3 separate regions of the Homo sapiens genome follow, and all the other regions are linked to region 1. Evidence: chromatin loops called from intact Hi-C (ENCODE). Cell type or tissue: CD4-positive, alpha-beta T cell. All regions are shown on one strand. Links, peaks and the distances in the headings refer to the core of each region. The heading gives the core; the rest is flanking DNA.

What was found. Peaks named below come from ENCODE experiments on the same cell type or tissue, not always from the same donor. Only the 100,000 strongest peaks of a DNase experiment are listed, where the experiment ranks them.
Region 2: a loop joins it to region 1, with 2.2 times the contacts of the local background. A loop is called at or near these places in 7 of 110 quality-filtered maps.
Region 3: a loop joins it to region 1, with 1.8 times the contacts of the local background. A loop is called at or near these places in 9 of 110 quality-filtered maps.

The regions. Positions count from the first base shown.
Region 1 is chr3:177,592,257-177,603,116 of GRCh38, forward strand. The region is part of intron 2 of LINC00578 (long intergenic non-protein coding RNA 578); the gene reads left to right. Among named protein-coding and RNA genes, the nearest start is that of LINC00578, 160 kb to the left of the region's middle. RefSeq lists a silencer at 10,305-10,599. In CD4-positive, alpha-beta T cell, for the core only: no CTCF peak of the experiment used is centred there; DNase peaks (open chromatin) are centred at 5,435, 5,765 and 7,265; H3K4me3 peaks cover 963 bases; H3K27ac peaks cover 1,447 bases.
Region 2 is chr3:177,641,791-177,652,650 of GRCh38, forward strand. The region is part of intron 3 of LINC00578 (long intergenic non-protein coding RNA 578); the gene reads left to right. Among named protein-coding and RNA genes, the nearest start is that of LINC02015, 170 kb to the right of the region's middle. In CD4-positive, alpha-beta T cell, for the core only: no CTCF peak of the experiment used is centred there; DNase peaks (open chromatin) are centred at 5,221 and 6,281; H3K27ac peaks cover 503 bases.
Region 3 is chr3:177,534,995-177,545,854 of GRCh38, forward strand. It overlaps LINC00578 (long intergenic non-protein coding RNA 578), which reads left to right. Exons shown (of 4, transcript NR_047568.1): 2 at 4,401-4,499. Among named protein-coding and RNA genes, the nearest start is that of LINC00578, 99 kb to the left of the region's middle. In CD4-positive, alpha-beta T cell, for the core only: no CTCF peak of the experiment used is centred there; a DNase peak (open chromatin) is centred at 4,217; H3K4me3 peaks cover 816 bases; H3K27ac peaks cover 2,597 bases.

The DNA of each region.
Region 1 (10,860 bases), core at 2,684-7,683:
ATACCTGGTTCATTGAAAGACTATACAACCATTTGCTGTTAGTATTAAATAGTGGATAATGATGTTATTTCCCATTTTGTTAGGAATTATGTAAGAGGATATAGATAAATTGCTTCATGCAAAGTTGATGCTCAATAAACAGTACCTGCTTTATTGTGAGCTGTATACATAAGAATGTTTACAAACATTGTCTACGTGGGAGCATATTATCATATTGTAAACTGAGTACGTAAGTACTGAAGAGACCTCAGGGAAAGAAGATCCTAGAGTCTTCTGCAAGCCTAATTTATAAGTCAGTGCATCAGCTGAGGCCATCAGGCTAAATTACAGCTGCTCAAAGGGGAGATGAGAATATCCATTATCTTATGAGTGGATCCATTGAAAGTAATGGCAAAAACCGCAATTATTTTTGCACCAACCTAATATGAAGGATAGTGTGGATGAGCAAGGCTCGAGGCAATTGTTATCAGTTCAAATCAACTCAGATCCTCGTGAAAAATCAAATGGATTTTAAAAACCTAGCTCATCGGAAAACTGCCAAAATGCATGAGAACAGCTCCGGAAATCCCATCTGTTTCATATTTACAGAACTTCTCGTTCCTTCAGTCTGGGCACAACTGACTCACTTTTCATTGTGTTCCTATGGCAGAGTGTCTTGTCATTTCCAGAGAAACCAGACAGCAGGTTTGATGTGGGTGAGAAATGCGCATGCCTGCTTTTGTAATTGGTAAGGCTGTCTAAGGATTTGATTCCTTGTGAGCCACATGGGAAAGGGATTATATAATTTAGCAAATTTACAAATATATATTTTAATGTGAGGTAATGATGCCCGGATCATAAACTATGCCTTTTCTTTTGCTCACAGGCACCGCTCTCTAGCCAGACTGCCCGGCTCTATTCTTGTCCCACTACTTAGTAGCCATGTGACTTTGGGCTAGTTACTTAACTTCTTTTTTTTTTTTTTTTTTTGAGATGGAGTTTCACTCTTGTTGCCCAGGGTAGAGTGCAATGGTGCGATCTCGGCTTACAGCAACCTCCACCTCCCGGGTTCAAGCGATTCTCCTGCCTCAGCCTCCCGAGTAACTGGGATTACAGGCATGCACCACGATGCTCGGCTAATTTTGTATTTTCAGTAGAGACGGGATTTCTCCATTTTGGTCAGGCTGGTCTCGAACTCCTGACCTCAGATGATCTGCCTGCCTCGGCCTCCTAAAGTGCTGGGATTACAGGCATGAGCCACTGCGCCTGGTCTAGTTACTTAACTTCTGTGTGTGTCCCAGTTTCCGTGTGGATAAAATGGTTAAAGTAAGAGTACCTATCAGTATTAATTAAAACTACCTGCTGTTACAGCCTCCTAAACCTTAGAACAATAAATATTTATGTCTTGCTCTCACCAACGTCTGGTGGGCATCATGGTGTTTTTTTTTTTTTTTTTTTTTTTTTTTTTTTTTTTTTTTTTTTTGTGGCTCCCTTCCAAATAGTGATTTAATCTAGATCTCTTTCATCATGGGACTTTGTCATCCCCTAGGGCTGTGCTCTCCCGTATGGTCACTAGCAACATGGGGCTTTTGAAATTTAAGTTAATTAAAATAAAATATTAAACTTCACTTCCTAGTCACACCTTAAGTGCTTGTCAGCCACATGTGTCTAGTAATTTGCTACATTGAATAGCACAAATATAAAAAGTGTCTATCTGTTAAAGAAAAAAATTATTCAATGACAATTTTAAAAGCATGATAAGGAAGACATTATGCAGGGTCATTGTCACGGGTAAAAGGACCATGGCAATGGGTCTTGCACTCAGAGAGAGATTGAGTTCAACTGTGAATACAGCATGAGTAAGTAGCGATTTATAGCCGAGAAACAGGGTGTGGGTCAGCGGATGGAAAATTACTAAAAGGCAACATCAGGGGTAAGGGGGATTCTGGCTAAGCCTAACTAAAAGGATTCTTGCTGAAGACAGCCGGTGTTATCAGATATTACCTGTGGCATCATGGAGGATGAGACACGTGATCAGATGTTGAGGGTGGGGAGGTCTTGCCAAACTGATTTGTTCATGCTCTTGCGAAAGCTGGATTTTACAAGGAAATGCACAGATAGGCCTAGGAGAAGGTTCAGGAGTCTAAGTTTGTTCAGCAAAGAATCTTTGTCACATCATCATAGAAAGTTTTATTCCACAGTGATACCTTAGGGCTTCCTTGGAGTTCTCTGCTGCATTGCTTTCATTTAGCCAGCAAGTGAGCAGACAGCCCTCCTGGTATGTTGAAGGACAGTAAGAAAGGGCTTTAGGATTTTTCTGCTTCTATATCATACTAGGCTCAGGGCCTAGTTATCAATAGATCAAAGGAGTATATTTTCTGACTATAGAAGATACAATATGATGTGAGTTCCTTAGGCTTGCTTTTTGATATTCTGCAAAATTATAGAATATGCTCTCTCTAGTTCTTGACATAGCCTGCTTTCGCGCCTATTTGCTGAAAAATGTTATTTGAATATCAGAAGCTGAATATTATTTTGTTTTTTCTCTTTGCTTTCCCTTTGTAACACTCTCCCCACCACTGGTGCAGGAGAAAGTCTCACTAAGCCTGGAGAGAAGGCACTTTAATATTTTTCACACTGTTATCCCTGTTAACACATCTTGCCTCAGTTGACAAATTTCTGCTTCTTTCACAGGGGTCAAACATCAGACTAAACGTGGAACAGTGTGCCTCAGACTAAGACTGCAATCATACAACGGAAATAAAATTGTTTTATTTAACCAATTAGTGACAAGGGAGCAATCAAGTTGTTTTCTTGGCACTGTGTATCCAATTCTATGACTATGATTTTCACCTTTGAAGAAGTTGCATTCTGTTTTCAGGAAGACAATCTTTGGTTGCCTTCCTCACATCATTTTCTGCCTTTTCAAAGTCATGACTAGCGAATATATTAGAAATTTTCTATATAAATCATAAATTTGCCTCTGAATATTATAACAATATTTTATTCATTTTCATACATCATTTGACTCTTCTGCCCTCATTATTTTGTTCTACTTTGATTGTATGTTTGGCCCAGAACACTGAGTGAAGGAGGCATGCAATTGCTGTTTTGAGGGTAACCAGCAGGCCAAAGTTAATTTACACTTGGTGGATTTCCAACTGCAGAGGAGTTGGTGAAATTGTCATTGGAGCTTTTATTTTGAAATATTATGCAGTTTTGTGCTACCACATGTTTAATAAGATTGAACTAACTGAGCACTTGCTACGTGCACAATAGAGAACTAAAAAAAAAAAAAAAAAGACCTGTCACATCACTATTTATTTCCTTCACGGCACTTATTGCATTATCTGATTCTCTTGTTTATTTACTTGTTTACTTACACATTGTCTGTCTTGCCCACTGGAAATGCAGACATTCTGCCCCTCTGTTTTTGTGGTTATAAATCCAGCACCTGGCACAGTGCCTACAACATAGAAAGGTTCAAAATATAGTTTGTTATCTGACAGAAAAAAAAGATGTTTATCTTCTCTGGTAAGAATGTTTTTCCTCTTTCAAATCTCCCATCTCATAAACTTTCCATTCCCAATCATCCTTTGGTTGGTTGAAGCAGCCATTTTCTCCTCTGATATCCCAGTGATGACTCTTAGTACTAGTCATTTGATGTATTATTATACACCAGTTTATAATGACTCTTTTATTCTCATTTAGTTTATGTTTCTCTTACATATCTCTGCACTGATACATGCAACAAGCATTTTGTGAAATGTCAAACACCTCTACAAGTATTGCTTATGATGACTGTTGTAAGCTCCTTGAGGTCAGTGGCGCTAGAATACAATTTCTCTTATTAAACCGTAGTGACTGATCCCTGTGTTATGTCGATGAATAATTAAAGTAGCAATGATTTTGTCTATATCTCTAGAGATGAGGACCAATCATAACCCCACCTCCAATTTGGAGATTATTCTCAACTGTATTTGCATCTTTATGTAAACCCCTCCTATTAGCTTCATCAAGAGGTTTTATCCCCTCCTCTTGGCTTTCAAACCAACATGAATTTTCAGCTGAATATAGGGCAGATTTGCTGTTCAGTGTCAACTTGCTTGAGGTGGGACTGGGAGCAATTCACTTGCTGAAGGAGACTACAGTGAAGTCTTCCAGAAACTCTGGGGAACTGGTCACATTCACAGGTCACAGGCTCTGACTCAGACGTGGCTTTGTCTAGGTTGTGGACTGCTGGAGTCTTTCCAGGAAGAGAACACCTTCCTTTTATCTTAAAACCATGCTGTGATTGCCCCAACATATTCCTGACTGCCCAAACCTTGTTAACTAGGCGAGCCAGATAGAATTTGAGTGCATGCTCATTAAGCATAGATGCTTGGATATACACATATACGTACAGCAAGGAGTCATGCCAGGAAAAGGTGCCAGACCCCAGTGCTGTGGAATTATACTGGATTTCTGTGGCAAAAGCATCATGGAAGACCCTTTTGCAAGGGAGTGGGCTTTGCCAGAGTTTTCATGCAGAGTCATAAGGATATTCCCTTTTAGCATTTGGCACCAGTTATTTTACACCAACTTGTGAAGCACAGTGCCAAGTTCTATTGCCTGGAATCTCCTTAAAGGTTTACTCAGATGTTGAAAGAAGCATCCAAAGTCATATTTTCTGTTGTTTATTCTTTTGCTTTTTTTTTCTCTTTGCAAATGAAAACCAGAGGTGTAAGTGTTCCATCCCAAAGGAGGAAGATTGTATCAAAAGCTATACCTCCTTCTGCTCACTCATACAACTCCCATGCACATCCCTTGGCTTTAATCACACAGCTTTCCACGCTGCTGACTATGCCAGGGCAACTCTGTTCTGCATGTCTGTATTGCTTCAGGGCACATTTCAGACCAGAACTGGATGGACTCACCTGGCTGGGTAATTTAGACATTTGTGGTTTGCAATGTTCCAGTGTGCTCCAAGCTATCCCAGCTTACTGGTTTCTTCCCAGGAAGTGGGAGAAGACTTTATCCATTTGTTTTCTGACAAGAGACATTATGGCCATAATTTAAGCAGTTTTCCAGAAGTTTGGCAGCAGAGGGTTACAATCTAGCAGGATTCGGTATTGCCTAAGCAAATTTGAATTTGTACTCTGGCTCACTCAGCCCATTTTAAACCCAGCAGCCTGGGGAGAATGAATCCTTATGAAATCAATGCGGTGGCTTCAGTTTCCTGTGGATGGCTTCCAGAAATGCTCCAGACATTGCTGAATGCTCTAGGTAGACTCTCAGTGCTTCGACCAAGGCACATTCAGACAAGCCTTTTTTGATTCACTACATATATTTCTGTTTAGAAGCGGCAAGGCTGAACTGATGACCCTGCAACGCGGTTTTGTTTCCCTCTCATTATCTATCTGGCTTCACAGGAAGTGAATGCTTGGCTGGTGAAGACAAAAAAGCTGTTCTCCAGCCTCATGCTTCATGGCTGGAACATAGCCAGTTTAGGCTTGTGAAGAGTCCATTAAAAACACACGGAGGCAGTTGAGGGATGGGATCTGTGTATGTACAGGTCTTTCAAACGTAGGCAGCCTATGTTTGGCTTATGGGGCTTGGAGGAGAGGCCTTCTTTGATGTGATTCTTGGATCACATATTGATTAAAAAAAAAACAACCAGAAGTCTAATACCCACTGTAATGCATCCAGCAGACAACCTCTTAGCATCTCTATAGAGACCTTTCCTCCTTTACTGGGTCACACTTAGGGCACATTTAGCTCTCAGATAACCTTAAATAACCCACAGTTCATTTCCTGTTGACTTCGTGTATCCTCTACTTCCTGAAAGGTTTTCTTCTTTTTTTTCAGTTGCCACTCATCGTTAATATGACATTCTCCAGGTCTTCTCCGCACTTCAGAATTCTCTTCTGGGCTTTTGAATGTTCTTGTTTTTTTGCTGAATTGTTTTTCCTGGGTTTTCATCTTCTCTTACCCTGTTCACAGTGGAGAGGGGACTACATTTCACCCCTGCTGTCTCAGAATGTTTCTCATGCTTAACATTCTATTTTCCTACTGACTTGGACAAATTGCATTATAACCTTTGATCTGGCACAGTTCAATCACATTTTGGCTGGAAATGTTTTACACATTAAAATGATGAAGGATGACTTTATTTGCCAGACAAAAGATGTTTAAAATGGAAAAAAAGAAAAAAAAAACTCAAAAAGGTCTTTCTGGAGCTACTGTATGAAAAAGACTCTTGAATATGTAAAAGCTTTTGGAACACAGAAGGGAGTCAGTTGCTTCACTTTAGAGTCAGTTTAGCAAAGGACGGATTTGTGGTGACTTGTCACGGCCTTGAGATTTTTGAAAGCAGGTCTCTCCAGAAAGCCTGTCCTTAAAGACAGAGTGGCTTCTTTCCCCTTTGGCTAAGACTGACTGCCAAATTTCACCAGGTTGCATACCCAATGGTGGAAAGTGCCAGCTTCTTGGCTTTGCATAGGCAAATTCCTACCTCCCTATTTTCTCTCCAGTCAATGCAGCAGTCTGTTTATGCTGTGCAGACGGATACCCACCAGACAGGGTTTTCTGAACCTACTAGTCTATTTAGGATCCAGTTTTTTTTTTTTTTTACAGTGCTGCAGCCTAATTAAGCTTGGCGATATCATTAAACTTCTATTCAATTCGATTACATTTTAGTTCAAATGTTATTGATGCCATCCACATGCCAGGACTGTGTTAGGCATTGGGGTGGGTGGCGAGAAATGGTCCATACCCTCACGAAACTTAGCGCCTAGCTTAATTTTCTCATATTTATCAATTTGATCCTGACGAACTAGGACACCAATATATAATGCTAAAGACTAGATTTCTTCCATCCATACTAGTTGAGTTGTATAACATGAGTGTCTTAAAAACAAATTCAGGGCCATCTATTTTGCAATTGGATATGTAAAATAATTTGTACTATGGCTATTGTGGGAAATAGGATTCAATTAATGACTTGTGGGAACACTTTGCCAATAATCATGTATGAGAGACTTTTCCCCAACTGGTGGAAGCAGAGGGGAGGGAGGAAGTGAGCTGATGACAGAATGTAAAAGCAGAGAGTACATTGAAAAACCCACTTCATATAATTAGTATAAAGTAAGGTAGAAGCAAAATAAAACAAAAAGTGCTATTCATTTTGGTCCCAGAAACCATTGTTGGTGAGGGCTATTAAGTAAGCATCCAACTTACTTCCTCTAGCTCGACTTCCAGAATGTAGTGATATTGGAAACTACCCTGTGGATTTTTTTTTCCCAAGCCACTTCCTTTTCTGAGGAAAGAGACCTATTCTATGCACACAAGTCAGTTCTTGTTCGTTTTATGTTTTAGCAATGTGGGCCCTTACAAATCTTTAAAATGACACAATAGATCTTCATATAAGAACCTTGACAAGTGAAGCTGTGATACAAGCAAAGGGCAGAAGTGGAAAGGGTGTGGGAAAGAATGGAGCAAGAGGAAGGAAGGGTGGGGTTGGGGGTCCAGGGATGCTCCACGTGCGTGTGCCCTCATAGGTTAGACATTAGGAAGGCTTCAGAAACACCATACATTTGGGCAAAGCCTATACTCTTCTTTATTTCCTTCCTGCACAAACTTACATACCACCCCGTGCCTACTCTACCTACCACCCTTCACGATTCCACACCTCCTGGCAGGCAGTGCTCCTGTAACAAACCCCCCGACATCCAGGCTGCTTATATTTCTGTCTCAAGTGAATACGTTTCTAAAATACTGAGTTTGAATAAACAACACAATAAAGCAAGATTTAAAAATATGTTTACATTTGGCTGTTTGCCCTGGTTTGGGGAAGGGAGTAAGTATAGACTTTGTTATTCCCTCAGAATCCTCTAGAACAATTACCTTTAATGATGACCTGGAGGGTGGGGTCCCTTAATGATTTGCAAGAGATTCAGGGAGAGGTGTCTCAGGATGGTTTCTTCTGTTACTAATGTATTTTGTTGTGATTTCTTGGTCTTAATTGCAATTTTGTAGTTCATTCATCTAACATGGCATTCTTATAATAAATAAAAATGTGTAACTTCCTTCCTAATTATAGAAGTCATGCATAGTTATTGTAGGTCATTTGAAAAATTCAGAAAAGTCCAACTAAGAAGCAAAATCAACCATCATCCCACCTCCCAGTGTTATGTATTGTAAAGATTTGGTGTTTGTCTTGTCAATCTATGGTTGTGTTTTCCTCTCCCCATCCAATTCATTTTCATAATATTTTTATATATTGGCTAGTGTGACCAGAGTTTGGTTCAATCAATGATCGTCAAGTGACTAAAAATGTTCATGAAACACTTGCTTAGGAAATTTTTTAGTGGAATTAGCTAATCCTTTTTGAGAAACCAAGCCTATGTCTAGAAATAGTCATCATAATTTGGAGAAATCAATCAGCTTACTTTTAATATCACAAATCAGGAATTTTATGCAAGCACCAAACATGCATTGCCTTACTTTTATTTTTTTCCTTAACTCTTATTTTTTTCTAAGTTGATATATTTGTATCTTCTTAAGCAGCAATAAGATAAAAGAAGGAACAGCGAAGTTGGAGACAGAAAATCTGAGAAGAAGTCCTAGCTAGGTTTCTTAAGAACTTTGTGACATGGGCCCAGATGAACAAATGTATCTGGGCTTCAGATTTATCATCTGTAAACTGTGGATAATAGTGCCAACCTCATTGTGTTGTTGGGGTGGAAGGAGGGCAGAGGAGGAGCAAATAAGAGAATATATGTGGGTCACACACAAACTGAAAGTACTGTACAAATGAAAAGTATTTCATATTATATCACCTATGAAAACGTGGACACATTTTTCACCAGAGATGTCTTTAGATGAATTGCTCAAAAACCTTGAATGAATTTTCAAATGATAATTCCTCATGTTGCAACTCTCTCTAGGAAATAGTAGCCATTTTGTTGTGGCATCATTTCTCAAACTTTTCTGTACCAATTAGAATAGCTCTCTGAGGTCTGACAGGCAGAACTGGCTGAAGAGCCTAAAGGCATTGCTAAGATAAGTAGTCAGGCAAGTTTTTGATACCTAGGAGCTTGTGATTTCTTGTTATTGGGTCCTCTTCTTAATTAACAATCATTGTTCCTCTATTGCAGCTAGCACACACCCCTGTCAGCAAGCTGCTTTTCAGAATGAACCTGCCTGGACAATAGCAATGTAAGAGGAAACACTTCCACACAGCTGCAAAACCTAACCACTCCCAGATAGACAGGGAATCCATCAATCAACTCTGAGAATAAATCCTGCTGATACAATCCTCTGGTGGTGTCCCTTTGAGAGTATTATTATTATTATTTTTAAACAGAGTCTTGCTCTGTTGCCCAGGCTGGAGTGCAGTGGCATGATCTCAGCTCACGGCAACCTCCGCCTCCCGGGTTCAAGCAATTCTCATGCCTCAGTTTCTCAAGTAGCTGGGATTACAGGCGTGCACCACCATGCCCAGTTAATTTTTTTGTACTTTTAGTAGAGACGGGGTTTCGCCATGTTGGCCAGGCTGGTCTCAAACTCCTGACCTCAAGTGATCTGCCTGCCTCTGCCTCCCGAAGTGTGGGGATTACAGGTGTGAGCCACTGTGCCCAGCCTCAGTGTATTTTTTTGAAGTCTCCAAGTCAAAGATGCAAAGACTCCTCTGCAATCCCTCCCTGGCTCCACATCTCATCATCAAATATTTCTAAATCCTTTCTGGGCTTTTCTGACAATATCAATCATAACAGAAATAACCTGGAGCATTAGTATTAGCCTGAATAATCTTGAATCAGGTACTCCTTAGACTACACATGGTCCATAGTTTAGATTTATTACATATAGTTTTATAGATACTGAAGTGGAGACGTAAGGAGAGATTAGGTGATTTGCCACCAGAATGCCTTGGTTGACGGACAACTCAAAATGAAGAATTCTTGATACCCTCTCCTTTGTTGGGTCTCTGTTATGATCTAGAAATCAGGACAATACATCTGCCCCTTTTGAGAAACTATTTTTCCCTTCCCTTATTATCTCATTCAAATGTACTCTTACTCTTTAATATTAGCCATTTTATATTCAGAGCTCTCTTCCTCTTTGGTTTTCTTCATCGTCAAATTGTTGTGTTACTCATTTATGTTTCTCTTTTCATTTGCCTTCTGAAATTTAAAGATTTTTCAGCTGGGTATTTCAGGCTTCAATCTCTGGCATTGTAAATATCACTTGCATGGTGACCCCAGTGAGGTTAAGAAAAGGTTTACTAAGTGTGTGTGTGTGTGTGTGTGTGTGTGTGTTTGTGTGTGTGTGTTGGGGCGGGTAGTAACATAAAATACTTTGGTATTCACCTGTCAGTGTGCACTTAACAGAATGCAGAAAAGAAAAACTGAGCTGGGAACACTGTAAGAGCAAAGAATTGTTTGTTTGTTAATAAAAGGTTATGAGTCATAGGCAAAAGGGAAGCAGTAGTTCAAGAGAATAAGAGAAATAATTAGGTTCAGAGAGGCAGAAACTCTGGTCCAGATGGTGGGGGATGCAGGGGAGGGTAAACTGCACCTCAGGGAGCGATAAGAAAAGGAGGAAGGAGGATGTGAAATAGGCAGGTGTCCAACAATTGTATGCCAGGATGGTAGGAATGTGAGAGGAAATACCTCCAAAAAGCTCCAAAACCTAACCACTCCCAGGTAAGTGGAGAAAATCCTTAATAAAAATAGTTTTGGTGTTGGAGTGTCTGGAGGGCTGGTCCTATTTGCCCTTCATAATGAGCATAATCATGTCATAGCTTGGAGGTTCCAGGGAGCCTTGTTGGCACTGGAAACAATGAGAAAACCAGAAAAGCAAGTCTTTTGGCTCCTAGCTACCTTGAAAGAACTCATGCGA
Region 2 (10,860 bases), core at 3,778-8,777, 51 kb after region 1:
AGAGTGAGAACAGAGGCAACACTTGATGTAAAAAACATTTCTGTTGAAAAAGCAGTGGGTTTAAGTTGGGAGATATTGAACCAAATTGCCTATTTGCGCTTTGTACCCTGTGCACTCTGAGCGTGCAATTTGCTATCTTTGAATCCATCTACAGGGAACAGATAATCCCTTTTCGATAAGTATCTTAAAAATGTGGGGCCGCATATGTTGCTTGTTTTGACCATACGTTCTGCTCCTCTCATTTGATTAATAAGAATCATGAGCAGCTCTAGAAAGAAGAGGGGTCTACAACTTTCCTTCTGGGCTGAGTGGGCAGGTGAACGACAGGGCGGGAGGGCCCATTGGAAAGGACTCTGAACCCTCCACTTCTTGGGGCCATACTGGGTCTCAGCTGAAATCAAGCTGTTTGTCTGGGGCATGGAAAAGGTTAATGAAACTTCTCCTCGTCATCTCTCCCTCTCTCACTGTGAGGTGACTGTTGCAGTGGGTGCAGACTCAGCCTGGGAGAGCTTATGTGCTCCTGCTTAATTGTTTGGGAGCTAAACAACAGACATGGAACAGTGAGAGGCAAACTGTTTCCTGGGTATATGTTCAGAGGGGCACTGCTTAAAGCACTTCAAGCCCTCCCCCAACCCCCTACCATTGTTTTTGAAATGAGGTGAAGTAATTATATGAATAAATGGAATCCCAGAAAATCACAAGAGAAGAAAACTCCTTCTCCCCATTCAGATTATTTTCAGACAGCTCATTTACTAAACGCCAGGCAACCATTCCCTTTCAGCGTTCTTTCTCCATTGCCAGCTCAGCTCCTGGCTGCTGCTGTGCTGGGTGCTGGGTCCCAGGCTCCACCACAGGGATGGTTCTGGCTCAGCAGTTTGCATAGCCCAGCCCCCTCCACAACCTCCCATGCCCACGGCACTGCCACCAAGCACACCACCTGAGAGCAGTAGTGAAGCAGTGGGCACTGTCACAGGGACCAGAAAACTGTTAGAGGAGAACATCCACCGCGGATTTCTCTAGAGCTGCAGCTGTGGGAGGCACTTTGGCCTAGCAGCATCTGTCAGAGATATTTTCAGAAACCAACTTAATACAAAAGACACACACTGCAATATTAATGGTAGTCTCTGTACATCCGATGTTTGAGAGCCGTCCTTTGTGCCATGATGTACCTTGATGGCAGCTGCTCGAGTTGTCAGATCCTGTAAAAGCCACAAAAATAACAGCACAATACTTATTGGCTGAATGGTTTTGAAACAGGAAATGTTTCTAGCATGAAAGAAGATGAAATTTATGCTAACAACCAAAATAATCTCAAATCTGGGTTATTAAAACCAATATTGTATTTTTAAGAAGCTGCACAAACTTAGCTAACAGACTTTAAGAAAACCAAGTAGGCCGGGGTGTGGTGGTTCATGCCTATAATCCCAGCACTTTGGGAGGCCAAGGCGGGCGGATCACGAGGTCAAGAGATTGAGACCATCCTGGCCAACACGGTGAAACGCCGTCTCTACTAAAAAATACAAAAATTAGCTGGGTGTGGTGGCATATGCCTGTAGTCCCAGCTACTCAGGAGGCTGAGGCAGGAGAATTGCTTGAACCCTGGAGGTGGAGGTTGCAGTGAGCCGAGATCGTGCCACTGCACTCCAGCCTGGAGACAGAGCAAGACTCCGTCTCCAAGCCAAGAAAAAAAAAAAAAAAAAAGAAAACCAAGTGATTCTGAGTGGCATTAGATAAAATGAGCAACGTTAACTGTGGAAACAACGTAACTGTGGAATTAGCATGATAGTAATGAATCAGGACTGTTCATTCCTCTCTACTTTTTATTTGGTGGTTGAGGGATTAAATCTTTTTTATAAATGGGGGAAAAAACAAAAGTCTCAAAGTGGTGTGGAAAATTCCGTTTTCAGGTGCCAGGTCATGTATACATCACTGATTATTTTCATTGGAAAGCATAATAAATCTCCACAGGACACAAAGCAAAAACTTTGGGTTATTTCAGGTATTAGTTACATTTTCAAAAAGTTTTTCTAATGCAGTCTTTTATTTCTCTTATTGGTTTACACATATTTGTCATGAACTACCACCCAAAGAACAGTTTTATAGCCATACTCAGCACCAGGTTTCATTACATCGATTGTGCAGATCAAGAAACCCGTAGTAATAAGGACATGGCAACACAGATAAGCAGCTCCAAATCCTTACACATTGGCCAAGCAGTAAGGGGCATTCTGATTTGCTTTCAAATGTCTATTCAATTTGTTCAAATGGGCAAGAATTCCCTCACAACTCAGAAGACATTTCTATGAAATATTTTCATGCCTTTGGATAATTTTTCAGCAGTAAAAATGGAGGAGAGAAGAGGCTGAAAGGAAAAAAATATATCTCTAATTTTCTTCTGCCCTAGATATAAATATTTTCTTATATATGTTATTTTCTAAGATGACAGAAATAAGGATGCACCAGTCTTCCCAGGTCTGCTCTACTTGATAACGGCATCAAACAATCAAACAAACAAAACAAAACCAAACAAAAAAAGAAAAAAAGAAAGGAAGGAGAGGAAAGACCCACTGTGAAAAATATGAGCCTGCCACGTTCAGACCTTAAAACTGAGCAGGAGGACAGGGTACAGTGGAGAATAACACTAAGTTATTTAGTGCTAAGAATGTCAAGGTATAATTTTCAAAAAGTTAAAACAGGGCTCTCAAAACAAATATAGAATGAGCATGTGTCAAAGATATTATTCAACTCATTAATTAATGAGAGAAAATCATTAAGCTGGTTCAAAGAGCATTTGAGGAGCTGAGTATTTATAGGCAGTTTAATAAAGGAATGTTAAATTAGATTGCTAGGTTACAAACAAACTAGTAAATCTCCGGTAGGATAATAAATCATAGAATTTGGGGTTATTTTTTTCTCTTAGAAAATATTGCTTCTGTAAAATAACGTGGAACTTCACAGAGCGTGAACCCTTAATTTGTATTTTAAATAGCAAAGGCAAGTCATGGTAGATTATTTTAGAAAATAAGTAATCCCCAAATGAGCCTCTTAAACACTGTCTGAGTGTGACATTGAAATAACATGCAGTTATTTTTTGTCCTTGTTTATAAGTTATGGATAATTTTTCTTAACAAGTGATATAAGGAATCCTGAGTTGATCATCTAATAATCTGTTACTTTTTTTTTGGACAGCATGATGCTTGATAGTAATGAAATTTCAATCAAGTTTCTATCAAACTTTTGTCACTTCCTTGATTTTTTTTCAACATTGGTAGTTGGCACTCATGTACTTTGCAACTTATAAGTTAGGCTCAGTGATTGTTTCAGTTCCTAGCAGCCTGGCTTGCTCAGCAGGAAGCGTGTAGTGACAGTGAGAACCTATTCCACCTTCATATGCAAGGATGCTAGGATATTGTGAGGTTAGCTACACCAAGCCCCGCAAACACACACACACACATGTACACACACACACAATGGGAGTGATGGATCCAGACAAGGATGCTAGGATATTGTGAGGTTAGCTACACCAAGCCCCGCAAACACACACACACACGTACACACACACACACACGTACACACACACACAATGGGAATGATGGATCCAGACAAGGATGCTAGGATATTGTGAGGTTAGCTACACCAAGCCCCGCAAACACACACACACACGTACACACACACACAATGGGAGTGATGGATCCAGACAAGGATGCTAGGATATTGTGAGGTTAGCTACACCAAGCCCCGCAAACACACACACACACGTACACACACACACAATGGGAATGATGGATCCAGACAAGGATGCTAGGATATTGTGAGGTTAGCTACACCAAGCCCCGCAAACACACACACACACGTACACACACACACAATGGGAATGATGGATCCAGACAAGGATGCTAGGATATTGTGAGGTTAGCTACACCAAGCCCCACAAACACACACACACACGTACACACACACACAATGGGAATGATGGATCCAGACAATGTTATGAGGAAAGGAAAAGTGCAAATCTTCCTAGACTAAGATAACCTTCATTTGAGTTTCCTGATTAGCTAAGCAATAGAACCAAAGACTTTGCGTTGTACGGGACCTTAGAGGTCACCTATTCCCACTTCCTTGTCAAAGCAGGAGTTTCCAGAAAAGTCTTTTTCTGTCATCTTTGTAAAATGTAAATCTGATCATGTCACTCTCTTGTTTTAATATCAGTCAATGATTCCCCATTGTCCTCAGGATAAAGTCCATATTCCCTAACATGACTTACAAGGTCTGGCCCCTCTTATCTCTCTCTACTCTCAGATTTCTTCACTCTCTCCCATTGCACTTTTCCTGTTAACATATGGATTTATTCTAGTTTTCCAAAAGTGTTATTTTCTGGTTAACCTCGGTGTATAGGCTGTGTCTTCTCTCTGGACAGTTCATAGTTCCCAAGGCTGGTCTGAAGAAGAGCCTGGGAATTCCACCCAACAGTCCTTGTTTTCTTCTTAGAGTAATAGTCAATGCCTTTTATCCTTGAGCTAAAACTATATATGAAAGAATAGCATAGAGTTGGTAGATCAGGAGATTTAAGGAATGACAGAAGTATAGCACATTGCAACTTTGGCTGGAATCTGACAAAGTCACTCATGGTGTCTTTTTGAGAACAGTAAGAAGGGATGCAGGTTGGTACTTCCCAGTACTGTGAGTGAAATTCATAACTGGTTGAAAACAGAACCCAAAGGAGGCATGAGTATGAGGTCAACTGCATACTTGAGAGTGGTCTCTGTCTTAACCGACCACATGTCACTATTTTCAACAGTGTTTCAGAGGTGGATATTAATGGCATGCTGATGAAATTTTCAAATGGACTCAAGTTGGGAGAAGTGAATATTTAGATGAAGATTAGCTGACAAAGTGCTCTTGACAAATTGAAATAATGAGTTATATCTAACCAGACAAATTTTAAGTGGATAATCATAATGAAACAGCACAATGATAGGTTGGGGTAGGAGTGGGGAAGAAGATTTGGATCAAATAGTTGGTGAGTCTAGTTGGGAGTAAGTTCCACTTGAGTGCCCAGGGCAACATGACTTGCAAAAAAGGTTAGGTTCCTTGGCCGAGTTAATAAAAGCTATTATTTATATCAAAGAGGGTTTTAAGTGTCTTTCTTGTCTGGCTTGCCCAACTTGATGGGAGCCTGCATGTGGATTTCCGGTATTGTATCTCAGCATGCTGGCCGACTGCAGTGTTGGAGAGACACACACAGCCTGGAGAGGGACAGGAAGCTCTGTGGTGGAAGGTTGGTTGAAGACATCTGCATTGTTTAGCTTGGAAACTATTACTTAGCTTATAACATTAATTGCTAAGGATTATTTATTTGTAACAAAAATTTACAATGAGAAAAACCCTCCAATACACTTCAACTGAACTAATTAATCAGTGTGGTTTATGAAATGTTTGAATTGGTCACCCATTACTATCTTTGTATTAAAGTTTACCATGATCTTTTCAAAGAAGTGTTGAGAAAGAAGATAATTTGGATTTATGGTGTGTCTCTTAGAATTTGGTCTCCTGCAATTCTCTGTCAATAAATTTGCTTGGGGAGTATCTGTTCTTCTGTGCCAATAAAAAAGGTATGAGTTTTATAAATAATAATAGTCCACAGGCTTGAATGTGCAAAGCTGAAACTTTCTATCTCTATAAATGAATTTAACGCTCTCTAGTTCCTATTTCTGCTTTTAATGGAAAACTTAATGTTATCACTTTGACAACATTCACTTCTAGTTTAAATCGAAACTAAAATCTAAATTTGGTCTAAAATTCAGTCTAATCAGAATTTTCTTTGCTTCTTCTGCTTCCCCGGAGTTCCTGGCAGGTTGGTGTGGCATAAGGAAAGAAAATCTGATTTTCCTGTTTGTCTCTGATCTCTGTGGTTCTCACAGAGGGTGTGTGGGGGGGGTCTCCTTCCATTTGGTCTTTGGTCTTCCCTCCATGGAAGGTTTATGCACCCTGTATCCTCTGACCTGGAACTGTGAGTGGTAACCCCTTTTCTCAACCACTTCTGTGACTTTTTTTGTATGCGCATTGGGATTGTGTGCCTTCTTAGGTACTCTTGGCTCTTTTCCACTTACCACCCTGCAGAAATCACAGCTTTGGGAACTGCACCTATATTCCTCCTTCGGCCCTTTGACCTACAGCTTGGCATCGTGTCAAACTCAGGGCTTTGCTGTGAGCTGCGCAGTATCTGAACCGCATTGTGGAAAGCCAGGAAATGGGCTCTTTTTCTCTGAAATCCCCAGTTCTCACCTGTGACTTCTGGTGTGGATGCTACCAAGGTCCTATGAGAGATGGCATTGTCAGTGTGCCAAGCCACTTCTCAGGTCCTCACAGCATGCAAGCTCTTACAATTATTATTTCTTCTCCAAGTGGTAGGAAAGCTGCTCTTTGCACAGCTAGTTTCCTCTGAAATGTTTCCCACTCCATGAATGCTTTGTTCTGAATTTTCCAGAATTTATCTTTTGTAATTCAAAGCCAAATCTTCAGAATCTCCAATAGTTTTGTTTTTTCTTGTTCTCAAGTGCCTGCCTCTGCTAATGTCATGAATCAGTTGTGGAAATGCAAAGCCCAAAGTGTACTCTATTTTCCCCACCATCAGCCTCATGTACCCCTCTATAGACTGCAGAGAAAAAAAAATGGCTAAGAAGGAAAAATACAAATGTTTCCATTATATTGGGCAGGAGAGGAGGTGGTAAGGTTAACATTGGAATTGGAGTGGGAGTGGGAGGCCGTTAGGTGGGAGGGGTGAAAACTATTGTTGGGCTTGTGGAGCTTGGAAAATCTCCTTCTGTGGTTCTGATATAATTCTTGCCTCTCCCTAGAACCTCACTTTGTGAGGTTCAGTGTTTACCAGTGTCTTTCATTGTGTGACACATTCTTCAATAAGCCATCGTGTATTGAGAAGCGGGCTGTGGGTCATTGTTCACTGCACTTCAGGGCACTCATCCTTTCCTCTGTCCCTAAGGAACACAAGAACCACACCTGTCTTTTCAGCATCCTGTCTTGCAAGCCCAGTCACACGGTGGGTGCTCTGGAAATATTTATTGTATGAATGATTGAAGACGGTATGAATGACTGAAGACGGTATGAATGACAGCCAGGTTTAGTTTTGGGAAAAAATTATATTCAAGACAATTGAGGAGGTGATGCTATTCTGGATTAGGAAAAGGAGAGGGGAAAAAGGGAAAATAGCTTCTATATTCCAAGAGACTCATATTTTGAAACCCAAGATGGCACAGAGAGTATTGAGTTGTGTTTATTAGGGGCTGAGCAGTTTCTAGTGTCTGATAGCCAGAACATTGCATCTGCCTTCCCCTCTTATCCCCTCTGCAATAAGACATGAAGTCTTGGTTAATCTATAGGTCCTTGAGCAGAAGTGTCCTGGGTTATCCAGTCCTCAGCATCAGCAGTGTTCATCTATTGATCAATTGGAGCCTCAGTCAGGATCTTTGAACAGCTTTCCTTGGGCCAAGGGCCAGCTTCCCCAAGTGAGTGTTCTGCATAGAGGCCTGCACACCCCAGCCAGGTCATACCACCTAAAGTCACTCCACGGAGGTAGACACAGAAGGAGGAAACAATTCCAAACCAGGAATTTGTTTCCCCAAAATGTTTCTATCATTGATTTTCGCATTTATTTTCTACTCTTAAAACCATTAATAACCATGAAGCTGAAATAGATGCCTGGTTAGTTTCAAATCAGTTCTGTGACATTATTGACTTCATTCTATATCAGAGGAATAAGGAGAATTTTTGGGGAAATTATTTTAAATTCTGTCCTACTCTGTCTTACCTTATCTTTGTACTTCTTGATTTTTGAAAGCAGTGTGGTAGTGAATCATTAGCTATACTATCCTCACAAGCCCATGTCAGATTTTTTAGTATTCCTTACAGGAACACATTCTATCTAATAAATTTTTCAGTCAGGAAATCATAGGAGAGAAGCCACTGGTCGTTGCCAGATTGGGAAAAAATGGAAATTCAGCTTCATTTAAAAATATTCTCTCTACTTGACATATTTAAATATGTTATTCTTTATTATGTTTTGATTACATAAGCAAAGATATTTTGCAATCTGCCATTTTTATTTACAGCAAAGTCATAGAAATGAATCTTTCTCTTTTAGTTTATGGTTGTGTGGGAAAATGTGTTACTCTTTAAGATCATTGAAGCTTAAAATATAAGCTTGAAGTTTTACATATTGATAAGTTGAAATATTTTGGCAAAAAAATTGTATTAAGCAACCAAAAATTTGAGAAAGTACGGCTAAAATATCTTTCCTCATTGTAATAAAATAGAGATGTGAAGTTAGTAACATTAGTATAATATGGAGTTTAATTCAATAGAAATCACGCACTCAAACCTTTTCAACAACCATTTATTGAATATTGACAACGAGCAAGGCCAAAGTCAGTAGAGAATTAAATAATGAACCAAATCCATATTCTGTCCTCAATGAATGTATAAGATAAAGTATAATCAAAAGCAAGGTGGGGAGTGGTGAATACCATAAGGAATTTGGAAAAGGCATGTACTGCTCTTAGCAAGAGACTAAGGAAGAATCTGGGAGGAGTCAGTAGCTTTTGAGTTATTTCTGGAAGGATGATATATGAAGGGAAATCCTTGTAGTAGAAGAGCAGTATGTGAAGTATACATAATTTGAAGACTGCTTGTACTTCACTTTTATTTGGGATAAAACACATTTTGAGACTTGGCCTAGGGACTTAACCAAAGATAAATCCATTCTAGCCACAAAATCCCCTTGGACATTTTCTCCCTTTCTGGCCCTAGGATATTTATGTTTGCTGCTCCCTCTACCTGGAGTGCTTTCTCCCTGAATACCTGTTGGTTTTCTCCCTCAGCTCTTTCAGGATATATAACATTCAAAATTTCAGCTGTGATTTCTGTCTCTCTTTCCTGCTTTGTATCCACCATACGTATTACTGTCTAATATACTACATATGATGCTTATTTATTTTATTTGTCTGTTGTCCCTCACTAGAATGTATGCTTCAGGAAGGCAAGGATATTTAATGTTTTGTATCCCCAAATCTTATAATAGTGCATGGTGCACAGTATGCATTCGATATATTAATGTATTTGTGGAATGGTTGAGTGAGAGCACAAAGACGAAGAAGCAAAGTGGCTCCGAACAGTTTATTTTAATTGTTTTAGGTCACAGCACAGCTATAAGCTGAATATGTATGCTCTTGTCTGGTGGCAGGTAGCTTATATGGGATACGAATCAGCATATAATGGCTAAGAGCACACTTATTAGCTGTGTAACCTTGGGCAAGTCACTTGACCTCTTTGTGTCTGGTTTTTTTCATTTGTAAAATAGGGCGAACAAAGTCCCCTCTGCATAAGATTATTGTAAATATTAAATAAGTTAATATATTTATGTGTATCTGACATAGAACAATTGGTACATAAGTATTTACTATAATTATTTGCTTTTCTGTTACAGAATTGAGTTTGGTTTTGCCCATCTGAAATATCTGTATTTGCCCATCTGAAGTATTTGCTTTTCTGTTATAGAATTAAGTTTGGTTTTGCAACCAAACTCTGTTTTCATCTGTAAAATAGGGAGAACAAAGTCCCTTCTGCATAGGATTATTGTAAACATTAAATAAGTTACTATATTTATATGTATCTGACATAGAACAATTGCTATATAAGTGTTTACTATAATTATTTGCTTTTCTGTTACAGAATTGAGTTTGGTTTTGCCCATCTGAAATATCTGTAAAGACTCTGAGGACAGAACAGATACTTTGGAGTTTTCTTCAAACTTGCATAGCTCAAGGGGTAACTATTTCCTTCTGCATGGGCCGTCACCCTCCCTCCTGTCAGACCCTGCCCCTGTGCTTGCCTTCAAGCCTTCATACCTTCAAAACATCTTGCTCTGGTCACCTTTTATAGATGACCTTTCCCCATCTTAATTTCTCTGTTCTGTGTTTTGTGGCATACCGATTCTGGGTATGCAGTATGTGCTCAGCCAGCAAATCTGGTAATCAGTATCTTAATTGGCTTGGTATTTCCCAGTGTTCCTTTTTCCAAGGCATAATTTATTCTTTCTGTTTTTGAATGTAGCACATAGAATTGTATTACCTGAATTTCACCATTCTGTAAATCCAGTCATTGCTGTATACTTTTCTAGCCCTGACCAGGAAATCTATTCTTTATTTATCATGCTAACAACAACAACAACAGAGAGAGAAGCAAAGTCTTGCTTAAATGCTTTTAATTGCTATGCTGTCCACATGTGCTCATGATGAGAAATGCACCTCTCTCTTCTTCTTCTACCCATTGCTTGGCCTCCCTACTTCCATTTTCTTAGTTTACTCCTAAGAGCCCAATGTAACCCTGACAGTTTCCTTTAGATGTTGGAACAAACTGTTTTCCTGATGTTGAGTTCCTTATCAGTGTGTAAATGGCTCTAAAACATCAGTTTAAGCTCTGTCCCTTCCCTGTTCCAGATTTTGAGGTCTAGCAGGACAGGTACACAGAGGCTCAGCTTCTGGATCAGATCTTCCTGGTATAGGGAGTTGGATACAACCATCTCTACAACTCATCTAGCCCTGCAGCCCATTGGAGATCTCAGGGCCACTGCACACTGTTTTTCTTTACTTGGGGTAGTGCAAATAAGCTGTCACCAGTTAAGAAGTGGTCTCTGTTTAGAGTGGCAAAGACTCACTTTGAGCACTAAAAACAAAAATGGAGAAGAATGTGAAACAAACCAATATTATTTTTACATAAAATACCTTACTTTTTTTTTTTCTGTAATGCATTCCTGGATTCAGCAATTGAAAGCAGAAAAGTGAAAAA
Region 3 (10,860 bases), core at 2,236-7,235, 58 kb before region 1:
CTTAATCCTCACTGGGTAATTGTCCTGGGCCAGGCAATCTTATCTGGAGAAGGCCTACTCTTCAATGCTGTTAAAAAGATAAAGTGATGCAGAAGGCTCCCAAAACAAAAATGTATTCACTGTTCCTCATGTACAATCTGCTACTACCTTGACAGAACAAAATCTTTGACATAACTTGCTCAGGAAAATGATTATAGGTTATGAATATTTTCTACTTCTATAGGTAGGAAAAACATTATATGGTGATTGAAAATACCCCATGACAGCTGTATAAAGTTTGGAGTGAGTTAGCTGAGGAGTTTCTAGATAGAAGGAAGATGATGTAGGATCCTGAGAGTAGTGGAAGTTCTTAGAGGAAGGATGTTCTGGAGTCAGAGGATAGGACTGAAATGAACAGTCCTGGGTTTGGGAGAGCATTGAGATTGTCTTAGTTTCTAGAAGCAGAGCCTGAGACAGGAGTCTGGTATACATGATTCATTAAGCAGGTGCCCACAGGAGAAGGGGAGTGAGGGAAGTACGAGGTCAGGGGAAGAAGGGTAAGAAGGATGCGTTTTCGGCTGGAGCCTAGCGTTATCTTGGACTTCTAGGGAGCTTTGGATAGCAAATTGCACCATCAAGTTGGTGGCCCTTTAATGCAAGGGGTCAGCTTTGTGTCTGAGGTAGTCAGTCATTGGCCACTGGCCTAACTTCCAAGGTGAGGCAGGCCCATTAGGCAGGATGCAATTCTTCTGCAATGGATACAGCTGTGTGCCTTTTGCAGACCACAGCCACAGAAGCTGGGAGCTGGGCATGTTGACCTGGTGAGAGAAATATGAACAGGTACCGGAGCATCCACTATGCTCATGGAATAACCCAGGCATGTAGTGTTGACAGTTTGTGTCCTATCCAAATTATGCTGAGGAAAAGGGTTATTGGGGTGGCATTGAAATTCTTAGCAGTAGAACAAACACAGGTTTTAGAGCAGACTGTGACAGCTGGAAACAACCAGCCCAATAGAATACAAATTCCCTGGCTGCTGGCAGTGAGGGGCCGAGGTACCTGCGGGACTCAGAACTCAGGGGGGCTTGCCCCTTCTCTCCTGTTCTTGAAGTGCTGGCTGGAAAAGGGATCATTATTGTTTGGGGATTTGGGAATTCTCTAATGTTTTGGGGTACGGGAAATTGAGGATGAAACAGGTCATCTAGAGGTTCAGCTTTTCCGTGGCCTGTGATGGTGGTGGTGCTGGGAGAGTCAAGTGAAGGTGGGAGGAAGGAAGATGGAGCTCAGCATGTGGACTTGGCCAGCCTCATCTTTGTCCTCCTAACCAGAGGCCTAAATTGCTGTTCACCCTGAGTCCAGCCGCTGGCCACTTACAACTTCATGGCCTGGGGCAAGTTGCTTAACCTTTCTGTGCCTCTCTTCATCAACAAAAGAAGGCTTATAGTACTGAATTTATGGTTACTGTGAAGACTCTATAAAATATTTAAAATTTTTTTGCATGTAGTCAGTGCCAATACATTGCATTATTATGATATATTATTATTATTAGATACTAATGGTTTTTCTTAGCAGTGAAAAACTTTAAATCTCTCTTCCTCTCTTTCCTTCTCTTTTTCTATAAATCACATGCTTTGAGTACATTCAGATTATAGTTTAATATATAAACATAAGGGAAATTTTAAAAAGGGCAGAGAACTCAGAAAGTCATGAAAGAACAGCTATTCAACATATATTTTTCCACATGTGTTATTACCATTCAGTATGGTGGTTTTCTTTTACTCTGCACAATTGCATTTGTGAAACTAATTTGGGAGTAGTCAGAGGCCAGGAGATGAAACAGAGTTGAAGTAAAATCTCATTAGTTACCATGTAAGGGGCTGGCAAAATTTGACTTGAATTAGCCAGGTTAAAATGAGCTCGTATTTTAATAAACTAACAATAAGACTGTCTAGGCAGTTGAGGAGTGGGAATTGTTTTGAATTACATACTACTCGGGGAAAAAGATCTGTGATCAGAATAACAAGGTTTTACTGTACACTGCATATTGTATGAATTCTGCTGTCTCTTTGTGTCTTGAGTCTTTTATGATTGTCATGCCATTCTGGGAGCCACTCACTCAGTCTTTTGTGTCATTCTATTGTCAGCCATAATGAAATAATTGGGATGACAATTATTTGCTTGTTTAGTTTCAAAAGTTTTCTGTGTTCAATATCTTCTATTGTTTGCCTCATGGTACCATGATGTGATATATCATTCCTGCCCAGATTCCAAGAATAAAAAACATGCATTTTTTTTTTCCGGGAGAAGTGTCCCCTTAAGCACAATATTTAATGGCCATATATTAAAAGTGCTATAGTGAGCATATATTTAATAAAATAATTGCAGCCATCCATAACTCAAATAACTGTAACATACCAAGATGGTAGATGAGGTCACAGTCTACCATGGGAGTTCAGCAGTCTAATTTTATAAACCCCAAATCAAAATAGATAGATTGACAATGAGAGAGAGAATGTTTGAGACTGGACTTGTTAGAAAATACAGGAACTAGTCAGCTTGAAATATAACAGTATAAATTATACCTTGCCCACTTTAGTGATTCAAATGGCATGTATTTTTATTGTGAAGACTGCGTAACTTTGGTTCCCTCTTCCTCCCGAACCCTGCTCAAAGATTTTAGGGAATTAACTAAGGTTTCAGTAGTGAAGCTTTGGATCAGCACAGGGGCAGTTGTCACCATTACTCTACTTTATAATCTTGTGGGGAGGGAGCTTAACCAGGACTATCATCTCAGCCTGGGATGACATGCTTTGAAAGTGCTCCAGTGTCACTTTGAGGAGGGTGGCCACCTGCAACCCAGACTAAGCAGTGTAGTTGCATTACTAAGAGGTGTGTTTGGAAGTCAGACAAACTTGCCTTCAAATACAGACACTTGCTTGTTACTTAACTTTTCTGAGTCTCCTCATTTGTAAAAAAAAAAAAAAAAAAAAACAAAAAAACACAAACAAACACCACCAAAAAACCAAAGAAAAAAAAGTAGGAGAGTGAGAATAATAGTTCTTGCCTTAAAGAGTTATTGTGAGAATCAAATGGGACAATGCAGGTAAAGACATTTAGCCTAGAGCCTTGTACCGAATATGCACATTTTAAATAGTAGCTTTCTATTATTTTGTGATTCTTCCCGCCCCTGCTGCATTCCCCAATGCCTCATCTACCAGCAATTTGTGTGCACACTCAGGGTCAGCAATTCTTGGCTTGGGATTGCAAAGAAGGGAAGTACAGCCCTTTTCTGCTGGCTTTGCCTGGGTTGACCTCCCAGCTTTGCTCCTTGGCCTGATTCAGGGTTGGCAGGCATAGATGGAAAAGAGCCATTGGTTGTTAGAATCGTCCAGCAGGAGATGAAGGGAGATCTCACCCTGCATTTTGTGTCTAAAACAATTGCTTAAATTTGTCATCTTAGGGACACATGTACATAGGTAAACACACGCATATACTGTACACATCCATGTGTACAGCTCAGATATTGTCTATAGGAGAACAAAATGTCTTGATGAAAATGAGTAATTCAGCTAATCACCCAGATGTTTTAGCTATATGTTGCCACACAGCTGGGTGATCTGAAACAGCTATCTGTTTGGTGACTTGCAGATAAAACATAGATAATAGAATCTCCCTCTTTTCCTCCAGTTTTTTGGCATCACTTAGATATAATCTAAATGATATGGCAACATATGGGAAAATCTCTCACATTCAAAAGCATGCAAGCAGCTAGCTAACGCTTTCTACTAAAAACTTTGCTTATAGGTATTTTGATGAATCTAGAATTCTCACAAAGCACATCATTTGAAAGAAATACGGCAGCAAAACAAACTGCTGCATTCAAAGCAGGGGTATTGAAAAGTGTCAGGCAAACATTTTTAACCTTGTGTTTGTGCTCGGTCTGGTCAAAATAGAATATATTTCCTTTTATGGAAGTGGTTTAAAAAGGGGTAAGAGACAAGATTTAGTGTTTGCAGGAAATCCTTTAGTTGTTTAAAAAGCTTCAAGGGTTCCATCTTTGGCATCCAGGTATTATTCTCATTAAGTTAGCATTTTAGGTTTCTGAAGTGTTTGGTTCAAGTGAAAAAGATTAATGTTATGCTTTGAAATTGATTACTATGGAAAGTCTTTGTACATTTGACTGTAAAGCAGAAATCAACTTGGACAGGAAGCAAAGCGGATGAACAGGAAGCTAAAGTAAATACCACAGTGACACGTGAGGGGTGGAAGGTGGTTAGTTTATTTTTTAAAGAGTTTTCAGACCATCAGTACATACGTTTCAGTTTCTAGATCCAAATCTCTAAGTGCTTTTCTCCAACTGGTGGGATGATTGAAATTAGAGAGTAAGACGAGAATTCACTGTGCTGGATTTTTCATTCCAGGTGCAGAGCTTTAAAGGATTATGGAGTCTGAAGACCAAATGGGATGATGGAGAACAGCTATTCAGTGGTACAAATGTAAATGCTCCCAGGCCCGGGCAGGTAATTTAAGTGAGTGAAGCAGGGCAAAGTGTAATTGTGTAAGCAGACATTTGCTGACTCCACATACCACTAGGGAACTATACTTTCCCCTGGCAGAAAGACAATCAGCTCCAGCCTATTATTGCGTACAGTAAGGCTAACCAAAGTGAGGGGCTACTCTAACTTTTCAGGAAAATCCAGCAGTCTTGATTTTTATGTAGTTTCCAAAATGTTTTTGTTATGGTTCATTTGGAGAGCAGCCTTTTGATCTCCAGTTTGCTACTTTTAATCTAGTCTAATCACACATCTTGCAGTTGTAGAAACCAGACCCAGAGAAGCTGAGCACCTTGCTTAAAGTCCTGCAGCAAAGGATAACACTGGGGCTCAAACCCAGTTCTCCTCCATCTTCTTCTCTGGCATTACCCTTCCACTGAGAGCACAGCATCCCGCCCACAGTGGGCTTCAGCAGGCTTTGTTAGAGGAAACCCATGGATTTTTGAAGGTTTTAATAAGTTAATGAAACTCTTTAATTAAATTAAGTAATTTAATTAAGGTGCTCTCCTGACTTTTTCCCTAAGATAATTATTTACTCAACCAATGTTTGTCATTGGTGCCTCTTTTAAAATGTTGTGTAACATTTTCATTGTTCTTTCATTCAGTTCAAGTTACTTTTCTTCATCTCTATATTTAATATATCCTCTTTGTTGATCAATGCTTCCAAATTCTCTTTACTTCACATATATCATTTGTCTAATTTCTGTGTTTGACTTTTTAAACTCAGTCACTCAGGGTCTGAAAGTGTCTTTAACTGGATCTATCTGTATTATATATTGCTATGCATTCATTGGAGGGAATAAAATACAAATTTGTAAATCTGAACATTATACTACATGGGGCCAATGGAGAGAGTCCATTTTACATGAAGAATGCCACTACTTTATCCCTAGAGAGTATGAGGAAGAGTTTCACCCATCTTTAGCCTCAGATCTTAGATTCAGTGCTTGTAAGAGAAGAAGCACTTATTCAAAGAAGCAGGTATATATACTCTGGTTGTGAATTCTTTCTGTGATTTCAAACAATATTTGGAAAAACTCATTTCTGAAGGCCTAAGGTGCAGGGAGACGAAAACTACTCTTGCGAGGATACAGTTGGTAACACCCATGAGGGTTCCATTTGCATCGACTCTTAGCCATAGCTGCACCATAGCACCAAATTAGGTAGGGACTGTGCTGCTCGTACCTTTGGGCTCAATGGAAAACTGTCCTATGATTCTGTTACTAATCATCTCCTACATTTGAGTGGCACTTTAATTCCCAAGACATTTCACATATTACTTTTGCCATTTTACAATGAGGAAACTGAGGCTCAGAAAGGGCAAATGACTTGCTCCTTGCCTCACAGCTGTGTTGAGGAAGAGGTGGACTAGAACTTCATGAATCCTTCTCTTCTCTTCTCTTCTTTCTCTTCTCTCTCTTCTTTCTTTCTTTCTTTCTTTCTTTCTTTCTTTCTTTCTTTCCTTCTCTTTCTTTCTTTCATTTTTTTGGAGACAGAGTTTCGCTCTTCTCACCCAGTTTGGAGTGCAATGGTGCAATCTCGGCTCACTGCAACCTCCACCTTCTGGGTTCAAGCGATTCTCCTGCCTCAGCCTCCTGAGTAGCTGGGACCAGAGATGCACACCACCACACCCAGCTAATTTAGGTATTTTTAGTAGAGACGGGGTTTCACTATGTTGGCCAGGCTGGTGGTCTCAAACCCCCGAACTCAGGTGATCCACCTGCCTTGGGCTCCCAATGTGCTGGGATTACAGGCATGAGCCACCATGCCTGGCCGATCCCCCTGCTCTTTCTACTGAGTACTATCTTAGCTTTATGGCTGTTCCAGCTAGCCCCCATATCATAGTCATGTTCACTATTAGATGACCTGCTGGGATAATTTTGCACATTCTCCTGCCCAGCAACACCCTGGTTGGTTGCTGCAATGAAGACAATGGCTATGCATAGAAGAATTTTAAAATACCAATAGAGGATCTCTAACTCTCTGGCACTCTACTATTTGTACATGAGGGGGCTGTTATTGTAGAAAAGGAAGAAACATTTTCCTGGTTGGGATTTTCATACTGGCAAATTGGCTATTCTGATTTAAATTCATATTGTTACTAATTGGTGTTAGAACTTTTGTTCTGGACTGTGCTTATGCTAAGTAGAGATTTTCCCTCCTTGTTTGATTATGGATTAGTCCACACATTTTTACCTTATGAAAGGAAGAAACAGCTTGTGCCGCCTCGGGAGGAAATATGTCATCTAATAATTAGGCTCTGAGGCACTGGCATCTTGAATACTGACCTGTGGGCAGGCCGTGGAGAGAATCATGGAAAAAGCTGCATTATCCAGGGCTTTTTCCTCAGATAGATTTAAAAAACAAATGTCTTTAGAGCAAAGCACTGAAGGGCGAGAAGCAGCAAACAGGCAGATTATTAAAGCATTTGTCATGAAGTTACAGGTGGGCTCAGGAAGGGTCCCAGTCCTGCAGGCCGGGCTGCCTTGCTGAAAATATCTTGTAAATTATGAGTTGTTCCCCCAAAGAAATCACTAGGCAGGAAAGGGCAAAGTTACTCCCTAGCAACTCTGGTTGCAATAGTTTCTGAACTATAGTTTCAGAAATCTGTCAAGGCAAGGGTCAGTTACACATGGGAGGCTGAATTTTTGTATTGGAAGACTAGGTGTTTAGGATTACAGCAGTGATCATTCCTGGAGCATGTGTATTTACACTTCTGTTTCAAAGAATGAGAAATACACACTTATAATGTCGGTGCTTTTTCTCATCTAAAAAAATGATGAAGTATGTCCTCTTGCATTTACAGATTCACTGTTTATCTTTAGTCTCATTAACTTATGCTGTAGTTCAATTCATTTTGTTTCTATTCATTTCATATAGAAATGCACTGAAATTTTGCTTCAATCTTTGTACAGTATTTGGCCAAACTCTCTATTTGGCTTTAGTTTTGGCCATAGCCTTTAAAGGCTGAGTAAACAAATGTCCCACTTCTGCGTTATTGATGGTATCTCTGAACCTGAGATGATCAATGACAGCCTGATCGTATTATTTATCATCATGCATAATTGGCATAAAAAATTAGTAAGAGGAACAAAGCATGCCCATCTGAATAATTACATTAAAATACAGGTAAAAACATTCTATATGTAATATGCTTTATATATTGAAATTCTCTGTCCATTTAAAATTTAAAATACATAAAAAAGTATGTTTATTATTGCAAGAGTACAATATTGCAATTATGAATGGGGATTATGAATGTAGTTAATTTTATAAACAAAACAATTAAGAAACTTCAAGTAAATAAGACTACAGGTTGACAGTTAATATTGATATTAATAGAGAGTACCTTAGCTACATAGCTTTCAGGATGATTATATCTTTTTTAAGCCAGCAAATGCTCATACACAAATTACTTATACAGAAGAACATTACAATGGAGATTGCATTATATCATAATTACCATCTTTGTAAAACTGTTGCATTTGAAAAATTAAGCAAAATAAAAGTTTAAGAATAATATTTGCTTATTATTTAACTTAATTGTGAATTTTCCATTATATTCAGAAAATTCTTCACAGAGATATTGTTATTGCTATCATTATTATTTACTATGATGCCAAACTTTAAAAATATGACTGGTAAGCTGAATGTGGTGGCTCATACCTCTAGGCACAGCACTTTGGAAGACAGGCAGATCACCTGAGGCCAGGAGTTCGAAACCAGCCTGGTCAACATGGTGAAACCCTGACTCTACTAAAAATACAAAAATTAGCCTGGTGTGGGGGTGCACGCCTGTAGTCCCAGCTACTCAGGAGGCTGAAGCAATAGAATCACTTGAACCCAGGAGGCAGAGGTTGGCGTGAACCAAGATCAGGCCACTGCACTTCAGCCTGGGCAACAGAGTAAGACTCTGTCTCAAAAAATAATAATAATAATAATAAAAGACTGATAGCACTTTTTAAAAGTCAGGTTTAATGACGAATAGTTTATATATGGTGAAAGTCACCCTCTGTAGGCCTACAATTTTTAGCTTTGACAAAGGTAAACAATTGATTTCATAATTGATCATAATCAAAGTATAGGATTTTCCTGTATTAGTTTGCTAGGGCTGCCATAACAAAGTACCCCAAACGGTGTGGCTTAGACTACAGAAATTTATTTTCTCACAGTTCTGGAGGCTGGAGTGTCCAAGATTAAGTTGCAGGCAGGCTCGGTTTCTCCTGTGGCCTCCCTTCTTGGCTGTGTCTTCACTTAGTCTTTCCTCTGTGTGTGCACATATATGGTGTCTCTCTGTCCAGGTTTCCTCCTCTCATAAGGATACCAGTCAGATTGTGTTAGGCCCACCTACAGACCTCATTTTAACTCAATTATCTCTTTAAAGATCCTATCTCCAAATACAGTCCCATTCTGAACTACTGGGGGTTAGGGCTTCAACACATGAATTGAGGTGGGGTTGCAGGGGCGGACAAAATTGAGCCTATAACAATTTCTATCACCCCCATAAGTCCTCTCATGCCCCTTTGCAGTCCATCCCCTTCTCCGATGTCAGCCTCTGGCAACACTGGCCTATTTCTTGTGCCTATAGTTTTGCTTTTTCTAGACTGTCATGTAAATGAAATCTTACAGCCCTCTCCTGAGGGATGCCTGCTTGCTGCATGGAGGTGGTAGCACCGTCCTGGTGCAGGCACCACCCTGGTGTAGGACCAATTACATGGAAGTGGCAAGTCTAAACTCCAAAGTTGTCAGTGCCCTCAGAGTCAGTGTGGTTGCGAGCTGGACACCTACAAACTCTCACCAGGAGCAGCTGTACTAACCAAGCCAAATCCCTGTTACCCTGGGCAAAGCATCCCTGCAAGGGAGCAAAAGCAACAACAATCCATTTGGTGGGTGAGATGGATTCACTGGTACTGATCCAGGCAGGGAAAGCCAAATGGCCGCCCCTTCTACCCTGGGCACCCGACTCCCCAGTGCCTGGAGGCCTGGGTCAGCCCCTTTGGCTGCCCTTTTCTAGACCATGGATGTCGTCCCCCTTATGCTAGGCCTTTCTTCAGATGGTTTACAAGACAATTGATGAAGTCACCACTTTAATAACATTCATGGCCATTGCCAGTTGTATACTACTCATAATGTGGCAGGCATTAGATTAAATGTTTTAGGTAAGTTGTAGAGAATCCCCATAATAACATAGTTAATTATTCTCTTTATTCAGCTGGGCCTTCTTAAAAATGAGATGTAAGTGTTTCTACAATTTGGGGATACATAAGTGGATGTTTAAAGGGCTTAAGGTATTTGCCAAGCTCCTACATCCTTCTTAAATTTAAACTTATTTTCTGGTACCAACACTCTAGTGTGGTGATTAGACTTCCTAAATTTTCTCCTGTTTGCTTGGTCTTTTTCTGAGACGGAGTTGTTCTTTCTCGTTGCCTAGGCTGGAGTGCAGTGGCGCCATCTTTGCTCACTGCAACCTTTACCTCCTGGGTTCAAGCAATCCTCCCACCGCAGCCTCCATAGTAGCTGGGACTACAGGAGTCTGCCACCATGACTGGGTAATTTTTTTGTATTTTTATTAGAGATGGGCTTTCACCATATTGGCCAGACTGGTCTCGAATTCCTGACCTCAGGTGACCTGCCCGCCTCAGCCTCCCAAAATGTTGGGATTACAGGCATAAGCCACTGGACCCAGCCTTGTTTGTTTAATGGGACAACAGGAAAATCCTCATCATGAGCTCTTGCCACCCCTACCCTGAACAGAGATCCAGTTGCCCTGTGACTACAGTAAGGAAGAGGTTAGAAGATGAGATGATCATGACAAATAATAACCATAAAATCATTTCCCTTCTCTTTTCTAGAACACATTACAACTAGCAAAATATTTTTAAATTCGTGGCCTCATTTGATCCTGTCAGCATAGCTATTTTTGCTCTTTCCTGTCTAAAGGAAACCCTTTAGTATGGGTTCATAGAAACACAGTCCTGTAGAATTGGAAGATACCAGATAAATTATTTTTTTCTTTAAAGTCTTAACATTACAGAGAGAAATTCTTAGCCCAGAGGCCATGGAATTAATGAAATTCTTTTTTTACAAATGAGGAAGCCGAGGCCAGGAAAATTTTGGTAACTTGATCAGTCACAGAAATGGATTCCTGGTTGCCTGATTCTCAATGTACTGTTCGTCCCATGCTTCCACCTGCCTTCAGACATAGAGTCAGGTTAGGGCCCAGCGTGATGGCTCATGCCTGTAATCCCAGCATCCTGGATAGGCCGAGGTGGGCGGATCACCTGAGGCGGGGAGATCGAGACCAGCCTCACCAACATGAAGAAACCCT